Regions from separate parts of the Homo sapiens genome. Here region 2 is linked to region 1. A link is a loop called in an ENCODE intact Hi-C map of the cell type or tissue named here. Cell type or tissue: PC-3. All regions are shown on one strand. Links, peaks and the distances in the headings refer to the core of each region. The heading gives the core; the rest is flanking DNA.

Region 1 (10,847 bases), core at 3,100-7,099:
TCCTCTGTAGCCCAGGCTGGAGTGCAGTGCCAAGATCTCAGCTCACTGCAACCTCCACCTCCCGGGTACAGCCTCCCAAGTAGCTGGGATTACAGATGTGTGCCACCACACCAGGCTAATTTTCATTTTTAGTGGAAACAGGGTTTCCCCGTGTTAGCCAGGCTGGTCTTGAATTCCTGACTTCAAGAGATCTGCCTGCCTCAGCCTCCCAAAATGCTGGGATTACAGGCGGGAGCTACTGAGCCCAGCCCTGCTGTCTTTATTTTCTACCTTACATAGTACAAAATCATATTTGTTCATTTTTTGTTACTTAAGAAATTTTTTTATTAGAACATTTCATTTCATAAAATAGAATGTATATCCTATTTGTTCCTAATAAACACCTGAAAATGCCCACTTCAACAATTCTGCTGATATTATGCTCCAACATATAGATGTCTTCTTTCAAAGAGCTGACAATCCCATCCTGGCTAACACAGTCAAACCCCGTCTCTACTAAGAATACAGAAAATTAGCTGGGTGTGGTGGCACGCGCCTGTAGTCCCAGCTACTTGGGAGGCTGAGACAGGAGAACGGCGTGAACCCGGGAGGCGGAGCTTGCAGTGAGCCGAGATTGAGCCAGTGCACACCGGCATGGGCGACAGAGTGAGACTCCGTCTCAAAAAAAAAAAAAAAAAAATGAAAAGAGCTGATAATCTATGTCATGTGGTTTATTCAGGCAGCTCAGGGGTACACAGAGTGAGGACAGGTCTATGCTCATAAACCAGGATCACAGAGGTTCCTGCTCTTGTGAGGCCCCAGGCCATTGTCTACTGTGGTGCTTCCCAGGTTTTTGGAGTTCATGAGCCCATGGAGTATTGGGCAAACCACACAGACTTGTCAATTGTTGATTTGGCACATCAGGACATTATTAGCAAAGCCAAATTCTATTATCAATTCAGAAAAGAAGGGATATTTTAATACCAAGAGCTTCTAAATGTAAGCTTCTCTCATTTCACCAAGGACTGGTAGAATAGGTAAGGATCTGCTGGTAGACCTGGCTGGTTCCCTTCACAGTTGGGTTGCTGCCTCGAGTACTCAAGGCCTCGACAACAAAGGGAGGGATATTCATTGTGGTTGTGAGTCTCTCAAAATACAGGCTTCACAGTGTCAAACCCAGTGTTTCACCTGCCCAGCCTGTTGCTGGTCGCCATCTCTGGGCTCTGGCACCTTTGGGACAAGTTTCTGTCGTTGCACTTCCCACGTTGTTTCATGGGCTTTACTGCCCCCCTCAGTGGCTTGCTGGCTAAAGACAGGAACCACATTAGATCTGACTGCTGGCTGCCCAACACTCAGCAAGTGCTCACCAAATGCCTGTTGCCCACATGAATTAAACTCAGTTTCACTCTTTTGTATCTCCAAATAATGAAAGAAATACTCACTGTACACTGCTTGAAAAATGAGAGGGGAAATGGCCAATTTCATGCTGAGAAAGGAAATATATTTGCTAGTTTTTCCCACAGGCTATTTTATAGCTACTTGATTTCATTTAGGTTGTGGTTATTTTCTGCTGGGCAATCTTTACTCCAAAGAGATGAGGGACCCATGCTTTGCATTGTCCCACCTTCTATAACCATGGTTCTCAGCCTTGCTGCACATTAGAAGCACCTGGGAGAGCTTAAAATACTGATGCTCAGGGGCCCACCTCTGACCAGCTCAATCAGACTCTCTGGGGGTAGGGTCTGAACATTGGTTTTTGTTTGTTGGTTTGCTTCATCTCTGAGAAAAACTCAGTGATGAGTTTTTCTCAGTGATTGTAATGTGCGTCAGTGGCTGAGAACCTGTGGCCTAGACACACTTTTTGGGCTCTTGCAACCGAGTGAGAGCCAGTGGTGAGATGGGGGAAGTCATGGACAAGGAAGGAGGGGAGACTGGAATTCCAGATATAGTCCGCAACTTCCCGTGGACTTGGACTTAAGCCCTTGGTTTTATCTTCTGTAAGATGGGGATAATGACGGCTGTCTCAAAATGCTGTTGAGATGATCTGAATGCCTGGCACAGAGGAATGCTTGTGATGGTTTCATGTGTCAATTAGGATAAGCTATGGTATCCAGATTTTTGGTCAAACAAGTAGCCTAAATGTTACTGTGAAGGTTTTTTTTTTTTTTTTTTTTTTTTTTTTTGGAGATGGAGTTTTGCTCTTGTTGCCCAGGCTGGAGTGCAATGGCGCGATCTCAGCTCACTGCAACCTCCGCCTCCCAGGTTCAAGTGATTCTCCTGCCTCAGGCTCCCCAGTAGCTGGGATTACAGGCTCCCGCCACCATGCCCTGTTAATTTTCTTTTTTTTTTTTTTTGAGACGGAGTCTCGCTCAGGCTGGAGTGCAGTGGCACGATCTAGGCTCACTACAACCTCCGCCTCCCGGGTTTTCTTACGCCATTCTCCTGCCTCAGCCTCCCGAGTAGCTGGGACTATAGGCGCTCGCCACCACGCCTGGCTAATTTTTTGTATTTTCAGTAGAGGCGGGGTTTCACTGTGTTAGCCAGGATGGTCTCGATCTCCTGACCTTGTGATCCGCCCGCCTGCGCCTCCCAAAGTGCCGGGATTACAGGCATGAGCCACCGCGCCCGACCTTAATTTTTGTATTTTTAGTGGAGACGGGGTTTTGTCATGTTGGCCAGGCTGGTCTTGAACTCCTGACCTCAGGTGATCCACCCGCCTCAGCCTCCCAAAGTGCTGGGATTACAGGCGTGAGCTACTGTACCTGGCTGGTATTTTTTTAAAGCTATGATTAACACTTAAATCAGTAGATTTTATTTTTTATTTTAATTTTTTAATTTTATTTTTTATTTTTATTTTTCGGGACAGAATCTCACTCTGTTGCCCAGGCTGGAGTGCAGTGGAGCAATCTCGGCTCACCCACCAGCTTCCGGGTTCAAGCAATTCTCCTGCCTCACCCTCCCGAGTAGCTGGGATCACAGGCACGCACCACCACACCCAGCTAATTTTTTTTTTTTTTTTTTTTTTTTTTGTATTTTCAGGAGAGATGGAGTTTCGCCATGTTGCCCAGGCTGGTCTTGAAATCCTGACCTCAATTGATGCCCCTCCTCAGCTTCCCAAAGTGCTGGGATTACAGGGGTGAGCCACTGTGCCTGGCCTTAAATCAGTAGACTTTGAGTAAAGCAGATTACCCTCCTTAATAGAAAAGACTGATGTCCCTGAAGAGGTAGGAGTTTTGCTTCCAGACTGCCTTTGGACTCAGGATTGCAGTGTGGGCCCTTGCCGGAGTTTCCTGTTTGTTCGCATGCCTTATAGGTTTTGGATTTTGGCCATCTTGTCGGAAGGAAAAAAATAAGATTTTGGATTTACCAGTCCCTGCAATCGCAGGAGTTAATTCCTTAAAATAAGCCCTTCTCCAACTCCTATTGTTTCTGTTTCTTTGGAGAATGCTGATGAATACAATGCTCAATAAATGATTGCTACTGTTGTTACCATCTAACTCAGTAGTGGCTAGGGCTGGTTTGGGGCAATAAGTAAGACTGAAGCTTTATGGGTCAGGGCAATAGGCATTATCCCAAGGAAATGACAGTGATGAGCTCTCACTATTGAATTCCAGAGTGTGAAGTCCAGATGTGAAGATAAACGCAGGGTGCAGAAATCTTTTCCTTTTCCTCATCTGGAATGTGGAGATTTTCATCAGGAGAGAGGGCCTGCAGCACAGGGTACAGAGCTCCAGACTTGTGGTCAGGAGGCCTGGCTTTGGCTCCTGGCTGAGTCACCAGTTCACTATGCCACCTTGGGCAAGGCCCCAGCCTATTTTATTTTATTTTATTTTGTTTTTTGGCTCCCTGAGGGGGTTGAGCTGGATGATGCGTGAAGTGCTTTCCATCTCGCTGGGGTTTGGTTTCTGCTTCTTAAGTGGTTCCAAGTTGGGCCGCTTGTATTTATGCTCAGGAGAGAGGTCACATGGCTGAATTGTGGCTGTCCTATCCAGGGCTTGAGAAAATGCCACAGACCTTACCCCATGTACTCTGAGATAGAGAGTCCAGGACATGGAGAAGCTGGGCTCCTGCATGTCTCTGCTACTGGGATTCCCTTCCCAAGTCCCCTCAGACACACCAGGCCCTTTCCTGACAGCTTGCCCTGGAGAGGGCAGAGACCACATATAGAGCAGTGGTCCCCAACCTTTTTGACACCAGGGACCAGTTTCACGGAAGACAATTTTTCATGGGGGTGGGGGGTGGTTTTGGGATGATTCAAGTGCATTACATTTATTGTGCACTTTATTCCTATTATTATTACATTGCAATATATAATGAAATAATTATACGACTCACCGTGATGTAGAATCAGTGGGAGCCCTGAGGTTGTTTTGCTGTAACTAGACGGTCCCATCTAGTGGTGATGGGATACAGTGACAGATCATCAGGCATTGATTCTCATAAGGAGTGGGCAACTTAGATCCCTCACATGCACAGTTCACAATAGGGTTCGCACTCCTATGAGAATCTAATGCTGCCACTGATCTGACAGGAGGTTGAGCTCAGGTGGTAATTCGGAGCAGCTGTAAATACAGATGAAACTTCACTGGCTAACCTGCCACACTTACCTCCTGCTGTGCGGCCCGGTTCCTAACAGGCCATGGACTCGTACCAGTTGGTGGCCCGGGGATTGGGGACCCCTGATATAGAAAATTTATTATTTACCCCTGATATAGAGAATTTACTATTGCTTTACAAACTCAAGTGTGAAACAAACAGCATTAGTTGTGGTCCCCTTTTTCATTTATTTATTTTTTAGAGACAGGCTCTTGCTCTGTTGCCCAGGCTGGAGTAGGGTGGCACAATCGTAGCTCACTGTAGCCTCGACCTCCTGGGCTCAAGTAATCCTTCTGCCTCAGCCTCCCAAATAGCTGGGACTACAGATGTGTGCCACCAAGCCCAGCTACGTGGCCTTCTTTAAATGATCCAATTTCTGACTCTAAGCCCCCATCCTGCCTATTGTCAGGGGTCTTGGGACGTCAGTCTTCGGATATTATTACCACGTTATTTGCTCCCAGGGCTGCATGTCCTTGGGGCCTGGCGTCTCTTCAATTTCATGCCATGCTGGTGTGCCTGGGTCACAGGTACAGCCTATGATCATCTCCTCTGAGCACCTGCCATCTTCCCAGGGCATCTTCAGGAAAAATTATTGAAACTAGGAACTATTGAGCTTCTCTTGTCTGTGGGTGCTAGGGGCCCCCAGCCCTAACCCAGGCATCAGCAGCTTCAGTTTCCATCTACAGAATGCAAGATCTCAGCTCACTGCAAAACTGCCCTTCCTCTGGGTGCTTCCAGGAGTCCACAGGGGATGTTTCTTGAGTAACAAGCTTTTCTCTCACCTACTTCCACTTTGGACCACACTGCCCCCTTGTGGAGGGTGGTGACTCTGCCATTGCTTTATACGCCTGTGATGGCTGTGAGTTACGTTCTTGCCCAGGGTGCATCTGACAGCCACTCAAAGCTGCAGTCCTCGAGGATCCAGAGGGTCCACACAGTTGTGTGGTCCCTCGCAGCCAGGCTGTCACCCCAGCACTCCTCCCCTGATCTGAGTTGCACCTTGTGACCTGGGCATGGAGGCAGTGCTGCCTGTGGTCCTGGGACTCTTGGGATCCTTCTTGAGGAGGACTCTTCTGCCTCAGCCTGTGGCTTTTTTCTCCGTAACACAGGCCCAGTGTATTAGGAGTCTTCCAATTGCAGATGACGGAAACTCAGCTTAAGTTGTTTACAATTCCAATAAATAAATAAATAAATAAAAAGAAAGAAAGAAAGTGTATTGGTTTGTCACTGAAAACTCATGGCAAGTCTTCAGGTATAACTGGATCCAGGAGCTTGAACAGCGTGGTCAGAGCGCAGTCTTACTCCTGTCTGTTCTGCTTTCCTTTGTGCTGGCTTTACTCCCATGCAGGCTTTCTCCACTTGGGTGCTCTCTAAAGTTTTGGGCTTATTTCTTCCCCACAGCTATCAATCTTAGTGGAAAGAAGCTTCTCTTTGCCTTCAGTCCCTACAAAAGTTCTGCAATTGGGTCTCTTTGGCTCAATTCACTTGCTTGCCATTGAAACAACCCCTGTGAAAGACAGGGTGAAATATACAAATACACTTCCTCTCTGGCTGGGTGCGGTGGCTCACGCCTGTGATCCTAGCACTTTGGGAGGCCGAGGCGGGTGGATCACCTGAGGTCAGGAGTTTGAGACCACTCTAGCCAACATGGTGAAACCCCGTCTGTACTAAAAATACAAAAATTAGCTGGGTGTGGTGGCACACGCCTGTAGTCCCAGCTACTCCAGAGGCTGAGGCAGGAGAATCACTTGAACCCGGGAGGTGTTCAGCAGTAAGGTTTTCTGACAAGTGACCCTGTCCTCTTTCTTGGACCAAGGCTGGCCTGTGACCCCAGGGCCACCATTCCAGGTACTGGGTAGGCCAGCAACCTCTGAGGTGACTTGTCTTGACAGGATGAGTAGCCTCAAGTAGTTTGTCCCTTGGAGATTGGAATTAAGAATTTCCAAGAGAGGTTTTCAATTTGTAGAAGGAGTAGGGGCTGGAGGGTCCTCAGTGGCCATATGTATAACAAATCCAGGAGGGAGTGGTCAATTCAGCAGAGAACAGGGGGACATGCAAAAGAAGCAGGGAGGTCTTGGGAAAGATCATGCAGTCCAGGAGAGAGAGACAGGGCTGCTGAGAGACAGAGAGACCTCTGATCCCATTGGCAGTCCAGTCTCAAGACCATACATTGAGTTCCTTTTTCTTTATCCTGCAAAACTTTGTAGTTTAAAACACAAACACCCAGTTAAATCTAGCTGATTTATTTACAACTATAGACTGACTTAAAGATAAGCAATAGGCTGGGTGCGGCGGCTCACGCCTGTAATCCCAGCACTTTGGGAGGCTGAGGCGGGCAGATCACCTGAGGTCAGGAGTTCGAGACCAGCTGGCCAACATGGTGAAACCCCATCTCTAGTAAAAATACAAAAATTAGCCAGGTATGGTGGTGGGCACCTGTAATCCCAGCTACTCAGGAGGCTGAGGCAGAAGAATCACTTGAACCCAGGACGCAGAGGTTGCAGTGGGCCAAGGTAGCGCTCTTGCACTCCAGCCTGGGTGGCAGAGCGAGACTCCATTGCAAAAATAAATAAATAAATAAAGATGAGTAATAATATTCCAAGTGAGAGAAGGAAATATTCAGACTGCTTAACTTGTAGCTCACATATATTCATTATTTCTGTACCTTTTTTTTTTTTTTAATTTTGACAGGGTCTCTATCTCTCAGGCTGGAGTGCAGTGGTGGTGAGGTCTCAGCTCACTTCAACTTTCGCCTCCCAGGTTCAGGTGATCTTCCCACCTCAGCCTTCCAAATAGTTGGGACCACAGGCATGCACCACCACAGCGGTTAATTTTTTTGTAGAGATGTGGTTTTGCCACGTTGCCCAGGCTGGTCTCTAACTCCTGGACTCAAGTGATCCTCCCACTTTGTCCTCCCAAGGTGATGGGATTACAGGCATGAGCCACTGTGCCCAGCTGGTACTTTTTTTTATTTTAAGATTATAGTATTATCTGTCTCCCTATCAGCCATTTCATCCTCTCTTCCTTGTCAGGGAACTCTGATTTTGTTCAAGGATATAAGTAACTCAAATATTACATAGGGCCATGTGCAGTGGCTCACATCTGTAGTCCTAGCACTTTGGGGGGCCAAGGCAGGAGGATCGCTTGAGCTCAGAAGTTCGAGGCTGCAGCGAGCTATGATTGTGCCACTGCCTTCCAGCCTGGGCAACAGAGTGAGACCCTGTCTCAAAAAAGAAAAAAAATTACATAAGCAGAGTATGCGACAACAACAACAAAATCATAGAGACCTTGGCCTCTACTCTTAGGCAGATCCCAGTTATCTGAGTCAGCCATGGTGGTCTCATTCTTTTGCCAACAGTTGGTTTAGGAACCAGCATGTAACAGACTCAGTCCTGGCCCATGAGATGAATAGGGAACTCTACTGAGGGATTCAGGGAGAGTGGATCAGACTTCTAAGAAAGAGTCTGGAAGAAATGGCTCCTTTTCCCATCAGAATTTTTCTTTCTTTCTTTCTTTCTTTTTTTAAATTTTAAATGTGGGCCAGGTGCAGTGGCTCACACCTGTAATCCCAGCACTTTGGGAGGCTGAAGGCAGGTGGATCACTTGAAGTCAGGAGTTCGAGAGCAGCCCGGACAACATGGTGAAACCCCATTCCTGCTAAATGCACGCGCACACACACACACACACACACACACAAACACACGAAAAATTAGCTGGGCATGGTGGCATATGCCTGTAATCCCAAAATCCCAACTACTTGGGAGGCTGAGACATGAGAACGGCTTGAAATCAGGAGGCAGAGCTTGCAATGAGCCAATATTTGGCCAATGCACTCCAGCCTGGGTCTTACTCTAGGGAGACTCTGTCTCAAAAAAAAAAAAGAAAAATAAATTCTGAATGTGATGTCTGTTACAGTCCACAGAGGTAAAAGATACAAGTAGCAGGGCTTGTGCCCAAGTTTTAGAGTGACTGTACCTATAGCCTACAGCCAGTAATCTCTGTCTTCTTTATTGTGAGATAATAAAGCCCTCATTATTTACATTCCTTTTAAAATAAAATCCCACAGTATTGTATTGTAATTGATGCAGATATAGCAGGTTATTAAACCACAGCTAGATTAATATTGTCATGAATCACAGGAAATTTTAGAGGTCATCTGTCTAATACAGTTCTACTTTACATCCCTACAGTGGCAAGATCCCAGTTAGAATGTGGAGTTGGCCTCTGTCCCTGTGCTATTTACTGGCTGGGGGCCCTGCACAAGTTATTTAATCTTGCTCAGTCTCACTTTCCTTACATATTAAAAGGAAATATAGTTTGTGGGAACTAAGTGAGATAATGTATCATGGCTGGCATAGAATAGGCACCAAATAAAAGCTAGCTATCATGGTTATTTCCAGATGAAAAAGGCATGGTTTTTGCCTTCAATAATATTACAATTAAGGAGTATGGAAAAGACAAACAGCCATGAAACGCAAAGTAAGACCTGATGAAAACAACTGAGTCAAATCATGGGGGTAAAGAGAACATGTGCTGTAAGAGTTCAGAGGTGAGAAAAGCTTTATTTATTTATTTATTTTTAGAGACAGAGTCTTGCTCTGTCACCCAGGCTGGAGTACAGTGGCACGATTATAGCTCACTGCAGCCTTGACCTCCTGGGCTCAAGGAATCCTCTTGAATAGCTAGGACTACAGGCATGTGCCACCATGCCCGACTAATTAATTTTTTTTTTTCTGTAGAGACAGGTCTTGCTATGTTGCCCCGGCTACTTGTGAATTCCTGGCCTCAAGCAATCCTTCCACCTTGGCCTCCCAAAGCTCTAGGATTATAGGTATGAGCCACTGTGCCCAGCCCAGAGGTGAGAAAAGCTTAATGAGCAAAAGGGCATTTGGGATTATGGCTGATTTTTATGATCTGAATTTTTCAAATTCCCTGCAAAAAATATCTATTGCCTATTTAATCACATAAAAGTTATTAAAATAATGTGCATTCCTCAATAAATAAAGGAAAGAAACAAATCTCCAAATGCCCATTGCAATGTTTCCCTTTGATAGTAGTGAACAACCTGGAAACATCCTAAATGTAGGAATTAAATAAATTGGGCCACATCCATGTGGCTGAATATGTTATACATATACATATGTATGACATATAATATGTCATACAGTTGTTAAACAGCTGGGAATTGTGTACCAATATGGAAAAATGAAAAGAATTGCTTTGTTAGTGGTTAGACGTTGGATGGTTATTGGCTTTCCATCTGAATTTCGAGTTTCCATGATTACTACAATATTGTTTGTGCAATAAAACATTTAATAAAATCAAAGAAAATAAGTGTGAAATTTGACCCGAACAATGGGGCCTTTTGTGTAACATTCTTTGCTCTGGTGGTTGCAGGGGTCTGCCTATTTCTCCACACCCTGGCAGGTCCACAGCACAGATCCTTTGTCACCCTTAAGAAGGTGTGTGTGGAAGGCATGCGGCCTTGGTTGGCCAGGGCTGAGGACACCATCCCCTTCCCCAGTGGGTGGTGGGGGCTGCTTTCAGTGCCTCCTTGTCTGGAAGGGATATTAAGGCAGGAGGCCTGGCTATGGCTTTTTGTTTTTGATATTCTCTTCATTAGATGTTCTATACTGTTTGTAAAATGGATGCTAAACCAGGAGAAAAACAGGTCTACCGTGTTTCCTTGATCATCTGTGAGGGGCTCCGGCACAGGTGCTAGGTAGACAGGTAAAACGCAGCCATTTTCCTCTCACCCTTTCAGGGAAACCCTGCCATGCTTTCCTCCTTAGGAGTTACTTTTGGCAGGCCCGGGTCCCAAAGTCTAAGGGCCTGTGTATTTACTTCCCCTGAAGAGACAAGGGCCTGTAGCCCTCTTTTGGGGTCAGCGTCTGACACTAAACAGAGTCACTCATGGCTGTGACTTCCAGGCAGTGGACACGAGCTCTTCGGACTGCCAAGGCTGGCTCCAGCCACCCAGTTCCGCTTTTCTCTGGGGCCATCTGTAACAGTGCGGGGGGACGTGGGGTGGTCCCTGGGTGTCGCGGCGCAGAGCCCGGTCAGATGCGTGCCATTAGTGGAGACAAGCTCTGCATGGAGCTGGTGGCCTAATGGGGACCACGCTCGCCCTAATGCGAAGCAGCCGCCGCACCGCGGCCGAGCCTCTTCCTACTGGGCATGAGAGCTGACGAGATAGAACGGAAGAGCCACGAAAGGCCCTTTGATTCCAATACGAAACAAATTATTACTCCCGGAATGGAACAAAATAAGCC
Region 2 (10,847 bases), core at 2,741-6,740, 430 kb before region 1:
CACATTGATTGATTTGCTTATGTTGAATCTTCCTTGCATCCCTGGGATAAATCCTACTTCATCATGATGAATGATCTTTTTAATCTGTTGTTTAGTTTGCTAGATATTGTTGAGGATTTTTCCATCAATATTCATCAGAGATACTGGCCTGTAGTTTTTTTTTTTTTTTTTTTTTTTTGCCACCTAAGCCTCCCGAGTAGCTGGGCCTACAGGTGCACACCACCATGCCTGGCTAATTTTTGCATTTTTTGTAGAGACAGGGTTTCCCCATGATGGCCAGACTAGTCTCAAACTCCTGACTTCAAGTGATCCACCTGCCTCAGCCTCCCAAAGTGCTGGGATTACAGGTGTGAAGCCACCACACCTGGCCTAGTTTTCTTTTGATGTGTCTTTGGTTTTGCTATCAGGGTAATACTGGCCTCACAGAATGAGGTTGGAAGTATTCCCTTCTCCTCCATTCTTCAGAATAATTTGAGTAGAATTAGTATTAGTTCTTCTTTAAATGTTTGGTAGAATTCAGCAGTGAAGCCATTGGTTCTCAGGCTTTACTGGGAGACTTATTACAGCTCAGATCTCATTACTTGTACTGGTTTGTTCAGGTTTTGGATTTCATGTTCATGGGTCAATCTTGGGAGGTTTTATGGGTCTAGGAATTTATCCATTTCCTCTAGATTTTCCAATTTATTGGCATATAGTTGTTCACAGTAGCCACTAATAATCCTTTAAATTTCTGCAGTATCAGTTGTAATGTCTTTTATCATCTCTGATTTTATTTGAGTCTTCCTTTGTTAGTCTGACTAAAGGTTTTGTCAATTTTCTTTGTTTTCAAAAAACCAACTTTTGTTTCATTGATTTTTTGTATTGTTTTCTTCATTTCTAATTCATATATTCCTGTGTTTATCTTTATTATTTTTCTACAAATTTTGGGCTCAGTTTGCTCTTGCTCTTCTAGTTCTTTAACCTTTTCCTGTTTAGAAAAAAAAAAAAAGTGCAGCTCGCTGCCAGTGCTCATTCCATTTTACGTAAACATGCTCTTTGAGGCTGAGGCAAATCTGATTTTCAATGTGAAAATAAAATATAAAAACTGTTCTTGTAGTTATTTCTAAACAAAACTAACGTCAGAATCATTGGAATCATAAGAATCATCTATTTCAGAAAAATCAGATTCGTCAAATGAATCTTCAGCCAACACCTGTTTGAGAATGACCTTAACATCACCTGTAGGAATGCTACATTTTCTAGGATTTGACAATTTCAGCAACTGACAATTACTGCATTTTGTAAATGGAAATACCACTACTAAAAACAGACTGTTATAAATAGAATGATATATTTTGTTTCCAAAGTAAATATATTACAGCAATGTGAAAATAATAAAAATGAGCTATTTCATGGCAAAGTTATCTTAAGGTAAACACTGCAGCTGTAAGGACCCCTGGCAAGTATTCTCAGGGCAAATGGGAAAAGAGTGAAGATGCATCATTAGGTTATTTGAAGTTTTTCTTATTTTTTGATGTAGGCATGTATAGCTATAAATTCCTATCATACATACTACTGTTTTTGCTGTATCTCATAGGTTTTGAGATGTGTTTCAAGAAAATTTTCAATTTACTTCTTAGTTTCTTCATTCACCCACTGGTCATTCAGGGACATACTGTTTAATGTCTATGTGTTTGTATAGTTTCCAAGATTCCTATTGATTTCTACTTTTAATCCATTGTGGTCAGAGAAGATGCTTGTTATTATTTCAATGTTTTGAATGTTTTAAGACTTGTTTTGTGACATAACATATGCTCTATCCTTGATAATGATTCATGTGCTGAGGAGAATAATTTTCAGTATTCCTCAGCCTTTGGATGAAATGTTTGGTAAATATCTATTAGATTCATTTGTCCCACAGTGCAGATTAAATCTGATGTTTCTTTGTTGAGTTTCTGCCTGGAAGATCTGTCTGATGCTGAAAGTGGTGTGGTGAAGATGCCAGCTGTTATTGTATTGGGATCTCTCTCTTTAGCTCTAATAATATTTAGTTTACATATCTGCATGCTCCAGTATTAGCATAAGTATTTATAAGCCTATCGTGTTGCTGGATTGACCCCTTTATCATTATATAATGACCTTTTTGTCTCTTACAGTGTTTGCCTTGAAATCTATTTTGTCTAATATAATTATAGCTACTCCTGCTTTATTTGTTTCTAATAGCATGGAATATCTTTTTCTATCCCTTTGTTTTCAGTCTATATGCATCTTTATAGGCTAAATGTGTTTCTTGCAAGCAATAGATCATTGGGTCTTGTTTCTTCATCCATTCAGCCACTCTTTGTATTTTGATTGTAGAGTTTAGTCCATTTACCTTCAATGTTATTACTGATAAGTAGGGACTTACTCCTGCCATTTTGTTGTTTTCTGGTTGTTTTGTAGTCTTCTTTTCCCTCTTTCCTGCCTCCCTGTCTTTCTTTTAGTGAAGGTGGTTTTCTCTGGTGGTATGATTTAATTTCTTGTTTTTTATATTTTTTTAATCCATTGTATATTTTTAGATTTGAGGTTACTGAAAGGCTTACTGCAAGTTATAATTCATTATTTTAAACTGATGACAACACTGATTGCATAAACAAGCAAAAATAAAATAAAAACTCTACTGTTGATCTCTCCCAGCCACCCCCCACCGCCACCCTGCCCCACCATGGCCACCACCAATGGGACTGCATTGGATTAGACCTGAAGCCAGCACAGCACTGGGTCTTGCCCAAGGCCTGCTGTAACCACTACTTGACCACCACCTACCTCTCTCTCTCTCCCACTATGGCCACCACCACTGGGACTGCATTGGATCAGACCTGAAGCCAGCATAGCACTTGGTCTTGCCCACGGCCCACCATAACCACTACTTGACCACCACCTACATTCACTCAAGGCCCTAGAGTTCTACAATCAGCAGGTGGCAAAGCCAACTAAGTTTGTGTCTTTCCCTTCAGGGTGTCAGGTTTCCCCAGGCCCTGGGCAAGTACAGAGATGCTGTCTGGGAGCCAGGGATTAGAGTCAAAAACCATACAATTTTGCCTGATGTTCTATTCTACTGTGGCCAAATTGGCACTCAAATCACAATATGAAGTCCTTCCTGCTCTTCCTTCCCCTTTCCTCTGGCAGAGGGGCTTCTCTCTGTGGCCACCACTACCACTGGCACACAGGAGGTTCTGCTAGGCCACCACCGATGTTCACTTAAAGCCCAAAGGCTCCTCAGCCAGCTTGTGGTGAATGCTGCCAGGCCTGGGACTCACCCTGAAGGGCAGTGGGCACCCAGGGCAGGGTCCAGAAATGCTGTCCAAGAGACTAGGCTTGGATTCAGGGACCCCAAAAGCCTCAGGGACCCCAAAAGCTCTATTGTGGCTGAGCTGGTACCTAAGATGAAAAGACAAAGTCCCCTTTACTTTTCCCTCTGCTTTTCTCAAACAAGAGGAGTTTTTCATCATAGCCACCACAGTTGGGAATGTGCTAGGTCACACCTGAAGTCAGCATGTCTCAGAGCCCAAGGCCCACAGCATACTATCTGGGTATTGCTGCTAGTAATTCACAGCCCAAGGACTCTTTAGTCAGTAGGTGATGAATCCTGCCAGAACAAGGTCCTGCCCTTCAAGGCAGTGGCTTCCCTATTGACCCAAGGTGTGCCTAGAAGTGTTCATGAGCTAGGGGCTGGAATGGGGGCCTTGCGACTCTACCCAGTGCCCTAACCTACTGTGGCTAAGCTGGTATCCAAGATGCAAGGCAAAGTCCTCTTTACTCTTTGCTTTCCTTTCCTTAAGCAGAAGCAAGGAGTCACTTTCATTGCTGCCTGCCTGGGGTTGGGGGAGGAGTGGTGCAAGAACTCCCTTAGCTGCACTGGCTGGTGTCTCCCTAAGTCATGTGTCACCCTAGTCCTCCGGCTCTGAGCCCATCCAGCACTAGGAGATGCCTAGGAATTAACTGTAATCTTTGTGTCCTAGACTGCCTTTCAAGTTTACCTAGGACCCCAGAGCACTTTGGCCCACGGTGGCAAGGCTTGCCAAGAAACTCAAGTTCTGATAGCTGGAATGGACAATTCCACTCTGGCTAGGTCTGGTCCAAATGCTCCCTCCATGCATTTGCGCTGGCTTAGCCCAGCATGGCTTTACTCTCCACTATGACAAGGCAGCACTGAGTTCAATGTGAAGTGCCCCAGTTGCTGTGCTCTCCCTCCCCCAAGCACACAGACTCAGACCCCACAGTGCAGCCACTGCCAGGGGGTCAGGGAGGGGTGGCATCAGTGATTCAAAGCTATCTCTCTAACCCTCTTCAATGCCTCTTTCAGCAATATGAAGTTAAAACCAATACTGTGATTGCTCACCTGATTTTTGGTTCTTGTGATGGTGCTTTTCTGTGTGTAGATAGTTGTTAAAAGTTGGTGTTCCTGCAGTGGGAATCAATAGTGTAGGCTTCTATTCTGCCATCTTGCCCTGCCATCAATTTCTTGGAATAATTTAATCAATTCATAGTATTTACATTATTGAATATCCAAATGCTTTTTGTACCCAACCCTCAAGACACAAGGTCTTCCACAAATTGTAAGTTAGTGTTTAGAAATGTAACTGCAGGCTATCATGACAAAGAATTTTAAATCTAGAAGGAGCCTATTATCTTACGTCTGATCCCTAAGGTCATAACACCAAGGATGTGGATGCTTGTTTGCTGACATTTACTCACCATTCCACCATGCTGCTTCCTGGAAATGTGTTATAATATTCTATATGCCCACCAACAAGAATGACAGAGAAATCTTCCTAGACCTGCTGCTTATAAAAGTGGGGAAGAATAGTCCAAAGTGACTTGTACTTATGGGTATGAGGCAGAACGCTGACCCTTAAGAAAACGTGACTGCATATTGAGAATACAGAATAAACAGAAGGCAGCAAGTAAAGTACTCTTACATAAAATGCAGCAAGGATGTACAAGTTGCCCAAGGAAGGTTCAGCCTAGGAAGAGAATATGACTCATTATTTGTCAGTAATATACAAGCATCACTGAGGACACTTATGTTTGGAAATTCTTTACAGAAATTTTATTTGAGATCTCAAGTCCTTATAAAAAGTGCATTACATCAAGATTGCAAAAGACACTTTTTAAATGAGAGACTTCTATCTACTCATCCATTTTACCCTATGATTCATTTCCTACCCTAACAGAAATGATGAAACAGTTTTTCTTTCTTCCTTTTCTTCCTCCTGCTTTGAAAGGGCAACTGTCATGAGGGATATCTTAACAGAATGTGCCAATTAATCCTTGCCAGGAGAGCAGTAGCTTCCTACTGGCTAAATTTAGAGAGCCCTTGGCATTCCTTTTGGTGTGGCTCAAAGATTATTACAAGCTGAATCTAAAAGATTGCAACCTACTACTTGCAATCTGTCTCCCTGGGCTCCTCTTTTACTCACAAACTCCACTCTAAAACAACCTTAAATTTTAAGCACTCAATAATTGCTTTAGAAATGAAGGGATCTAAAGTTAATTACCTTACCCTTGCAACTATTTTCTGTATAAGAATCTCAAAGTTAATAAAAATTATACAGATGAAGAATGACCTAATACTAAGAAGGGGATGAATTCTGAGAGCAAATACATTTTACAACCCTTGTCTCAAAATAAGATCAATCCTACAAAATACAAAATGTTAAGAATACAATTTACACAGTAAAAATGATTTGATTTGTTTTCAGTATGAAAGTACTTTTAATTTCTTTACTGCAGGTACAATGGCATCCAAGTCATCAATTTCTGTAATACAAAAACAGTAATAATAAAAGAGAGTAACTTTTTCTAGTGGTAAACTCACATGAAACAAGAACCTATATGCAAAGGCAAACCCCAAACATAAAGGCAATAATACTGGTGCTTTTGTGCACATGAAGTTTTTCTCCGATAGTGATGATAGATTATCACTGATTCGGATACAGATGCTTCACAGGGGCTCTGTTTATATAAGTTACCACATACCCACAAGTACCCTCTGATTCTAGTATTAACTTCATTAGCAGCATGTCCTTATTAACAGATCCAACTGCCCACATGTGTGATATGTTAGTGTCTCATTAGATCTGTATCACTACACGGGTGCATCTACATGATGAAATCCCAGGTAGAGGCGTCTCCTCCCTAGGTCTCCACGTGAGGACTTAGGAATTTCTTCTCATAGAACAGTCTTGTCCTCTTTAATTTTCTTGGGAAGATTTCTTAGTAGTGGATCACTCTAAGATGAAAGGTATCTGCCAGCTGGGTGCAGTGGCTCATGCCTATAATCCCAGCACTTTGGGAGGCCGAGACGGGAAGATCATCTGAGGTCAGGAGTTTAAGACCAGCCTGGCCAACACGGTGAAAACCCACCTCTACTAAAAATACAAAAATTAGCTGGGTGTGGTAGTGGGCACCTGTAATCCCAGCTACTTGGGAAGTTGAGGCAGGAGAATTGCTTGAACCCCAGAGGCAGAGGTTGCAGTGAGCTGAGATTGCGTCACTGCACTCTGGCCTGGGTGACAGAGAGCAAGACTATGTCTCAAAAAAAACAATTATCTGCCTAATCAAAAAGATAGCCTCATCGAGTGTACAAACCTCAAGTACAATATATTATAGAGCTTAGCCTGGTCCAGCTTACCAGATAAACCAATCCAGGCTCTTTTTTGACAGGCTCTTTCTGAATTTGATTTTTCTTCCTAAGACTATCTTATTCCAACCAGCCTAAGTTAGAATTCACTCTCTGAAGCTCCTGGCCACCAAAGGAGCAAAATCCTTTTTCTCATTATCCAGATCCCAGCCCTACTTAAGGTAAGCCACAATGGCAGGTTCTCTAGATACCCACACTTTTTTCTAGCTTATTCTGTTAAGCCATCATTAATAAACGCGTTCCCTTACATAAAGCATGCTTTCTTGGATTCCAACTCTCTCCATTGTGTAGCTGGATCTTGGTTGCTCTTCACTTAGCCTACACACATAGCCCATGCTCTCCTACTATTCATTTAGTTCTTTTAAGCTCCCGACTTCAGTCAGAATACTTGTCTGAACCCACTAACAAAGCATCAAGATATGGGAACAGAAACAATATAAGCAAACCTACAACAGAGAATTTGTTTACAATTCCCTTACATTGTGGTAAGGTACAAGATCAAGGTATTCCCTGACTCCGCCCCCTGCCCATTCTGAAATTACACCTGTTTTCTCATTAAGTGAGAAACCTGCCTTACAAATGAACCTCACAGCAAAGGACCTTGGCCGATATGGGAATTTCCTCAGTCAATCACACCATTTACATGAGAAAAAGAATGGATTGTTTTTTTACTCACTAAAGGTACTCTCCATGTCTGTTACTCAGTATGCCACCCTGCACCTACATGCTTAGTGACACCTATTAATTAAAAAAACTGTCATGTTTGCCAGATTTAACTTTCCCAATGTTAATGTTTAACACCAGAACTTCAACTTTGACCAAATTACAGAATTCATCTCCAGAGAAACCTGGCTTTCTGAAGCAAATGATCTTTATGAACCATGCTGAGTGTCATAATATCTGAAAGGAAGTTTCTATAGAAGCATTCTGAAATAAGTGTTACCAGCACACCCTATTAAAATATGTTTATTAATGTGCCAAATATTTATGAATGATGAGAACATCACTGCTTAAGTTAATAGCAATCCCAAAGCAAGAATCATATTATTCTATGAAACCAGGCTCTTCAGGATATCAGACAACACACTTATACAGTTTCATACCTCATCTCAAGTTTAACTTTCAAATTACATTTTCACTTGCTGTGATCTTTTTAAACATGAGGACAAGCCTAAAGCAAGCTCACTCATTGTCTCCCTTGCTTCCCCACTGCACATAAGACTGGTCACAAAACTTCCTTTATGTTCAGTAGGCTATATATTCTAATTAGATACTTCTTTCACTTATTCTTCTTATCAAGTTTTCATTGACTCATTCCCTTATTTTCATACCAAGCTTCATCTCCTCTTCTAAAAGCAAAGAGCCATTCTTTAAAAAAAAAAAAAAATCTTTCAAATGAGCTATACAGAAAAAATTCACTGGTGAATACATCACTTTAAAACTTTAAAAATCATTCTTAATAGTAAGATAAATAATTTTATAGCCATATGTAATTATATTTAAACTAGATAAGGTCTCTATTTTGCCTTATGAGTCCTAAGCAAATTTTTTCCTTTTAGGAGACACTACTACTAATGAAGCCCTCAATCTGACCCTCAGTATAAGTGTAATATTTCATCTTTTCCTTTCCACAGATATTTATGACTTTATGTTACTTCATATAACCAGAGAGGAAATATTATTTGTATATTTAAAAAATTTTGTAGATAGGTGGTATCTTAAGAAAAAAAAAGGAGGGAGGAAGGACCTTCTAAGATCATAAATCCTAAGAATATTTCTCATTAGACAATGACAGAGCCAGGGTTAAACTAGGCATGGACAGAATGATGCCATCTCTCATGATAAGGTCCTCCAACAAAGGTAGTTCCTATTGCTGTTAAGGGTCTGTGTTTCTGTTCTATGGACTAATCCAAACAAACTCTAACTGCTTGTAAGGAATGTGTTTCCAGAACTGTTAGTGGTTTCCAACCACTAGGTAAAAATACTAATCCAGTGACCAAGGAACACCCTTTTCTTAAATGCACTGACATTTTAAGACTCAAAATTTCACCATCACCACCAGAGATCTTACCTAAGATTTCAAGTAGATCATTAGTAAATGCCTGAAATGCTGGGAAAAATTCCTCGTGTTCTTCCAATTTGTAGATAATGCTGTTTAAAAAATGCACAATTTAAACCTGATTTCTAACTTTGGGTTCTTGCATCTGATTGCAAACAGAACATTTTCAAAATAGAAACTATATTGCTAATTTAAATATAAACTTAATGATCATTTACTACAGTCTTTTCTTTCTGAGCTTTTTGTTAATCCAATATCACTTTTCTTAAAAAAGCATTTCAATATCAATGTAAAATTTGTTAAATTCATATATAACATTCTTTTTTTTTTTTTTTTTGAGACAGAGTCTTGCTCTGTCACCCAGACTGGAGTGCAGTGGCGCTGTCTCGGCTCACTGCAAGCTCCGCCTCCCGGGTTCACGCCATTCTCCTGCCTCAGCCTCTCGAGTAGCCTCCTGTAGTGCCTGCCACTACGCCCGACTAATTTTTTGTATTTTTAGTAGAGACGGGGTTTCACCGTGTTAGCCAGGATGGTCTCAATCTCCTGACCTCGTGATCCGCCCACCTCGGCCTCCCAAAGTGCTGGGATTACAGGCGTGAGCTACCACGCCCAGCCAATATACAACATTCTTAACATGGCAAATTTCCCATTAAGCTCAAGGCTTCTTAGATCATGCTTTTACAGCATTTTCTAAAAATAATTGGCTTTTACACCCAGTATCCTATTAAACATTAAGAAAAAATATCAGGCTGGGCACAGTGGCTCATGCCTGTAATCCCAGCACTTTGGAGGCCAAGGCAGGAGGATCACTTGAGGTCAGGAGTTCGAGACTAGCCTGGCCAACATGGTGAAACCCCACGTCTACTAAAGTACAAAAATTAGCTGGGTGTGGTAGCGCATGCCTGTAACCCCAGCCACTCAGGAGGCTGAGGCATGAGAATTGCTTGAACCTGGGAGGCGGAGGTTGCAGTGAGCTGAGACTGAGCCACTGCACTCCAGCCTGGGCAACAGAGTGAGACTCTGTCTCAAAAAAAAAAGAAAAGAAAAAAAGAAAAAAAATCAGTAGTCAGTAAAACTGTGGGAAGGAAGAAATAGGCCAATAGCAAGATATATGTTCCTTTTAAAAGCACCAAGTGTCAGATTATGTAAGGGTTCTTCTAGGAAAACTTGCAAAACATATGGTTTATGTGGTATATATTGTGTGTTTCCCTTCACATATGCTGTAATATAAAATTGGGGGTCAGGTGTGGGGAAAGTTGCTTTAACTATAGCTACAATGTCTTGATATTTTCTAAAAATACCAGCTTTTATGTTATAGATGCCTAGTCTTTTAAAAACTCCTCAACATTTATCTTCTAATCAAATAAATATACTATTAATGATTATTCAGTGGTCTATGGTAGTGTCCTAAAAATAGAACTTATTGATATAATCAGAACTTACATGATGTTGCTAACAAGGTTTGAATTTCTCCATATATAATATTTCCTGAAAACAGGCTTATGCTGAAGAGTACCTGACCTTCTTTATAGGCCTTACAATCTATTTTTATCTTGAAAATATTTGGCATTTCCTCCATCCCTAAGGGTTTGAGATTATCTTAGATTGTCAAGTTACTTAAAAGATGCTATTCCAAGGCTGGGCATGGTAGCTCACACCTGTAATCCCAGCACTTTGGGAGGCCAAGGCAGGCGGATCACTTGAGCCCAGGAATTTGAGACTGGTCTGGGCAACATGGTGCAACCTTGTCTCTATCTCTCTCTCTACACACACACACACACACACACAAATTAGCTGGGCGTGGTGGCGTGTGCTTACAGTCACACACACACACAAAAGATGCTATTCCAAACAGGGAAGGTAAATAAGTTTTGAAAGTCTTTAATTTCACCCCTCCAGGAACTCTCGATAATACTTATTTTAATTTTTATTGTTTAGAGACAGGGTCTCACTGCCTTGCTCAGACTGGACTTAAACTCCTGGGTTCAAGTGATCCTCCCACATCAGCCTCCCAAGTAGCTGGGACTACAGGCGTGTGCCACCACACCCAGCCATTCTGGATGATACTTTGTAAACTTTTAAAACAAATACCTCTGGAGGTCTTCAGGTCCTAATACCTGCATA

The links. A loop is a pair of places that touch in the nucleus more often than their neighbours do. Peaks named below come from ENCODE experiments on the same cell type or tissue, not always from the same donor. Only the 100,000 strongest peaks of a DNase experiment are listed, where the experiment ranks them.
Region 2: a loop joins it to region 1, with 10 times the contacts of the local background. A loop is called at or near these places in 4 of 110 quality-filtered maps.

What each region holds. Positions count from the first base shown.
Region 1 is chr3:138,918,242-138,929,088 of GRCh38, forward strand. No RefSeq gene overlaps it. Among named protein-coding and RNA genes, the nearest start is that of LINC01391, 20 kb to the right of the region's middle. RefSeq lists an enhancer at 5,264-5,313. In PC-3, for the core only: CTCF peaks have their summits at 4,396 (motif pointing left) and 5,395 (motif pointing left); DNase peaks (open chromatin) are centred at 3,760 and 5,390; H3K4me3 peaks cover 1,025 bases; H3K27ac peaks cover 1,156 bases.
Region 2 is chr3:138,489,296-138,500,142 of GRCh38, forward strand. It overlaps CEP70 (centrosomal protein 70), which reads right to left. Exons shown (of 18, transcript NM_024491.4): 16 at 10,815-10,847; 17 at 8,736-8,815; 18 at 5,049-5,781. The coding sequence ends at 5,720. Among named protein-coding and RNA genes, the nearest start is that of ESYT3, 60 kb to the left of the region's middle. In PC-3, for the core only: no CTCF peak of the experiment used is centred there; DNase peaks (open chromatin) are centred at 5,106 and 5,226; H3K27ac peaks cover 2,397 bases.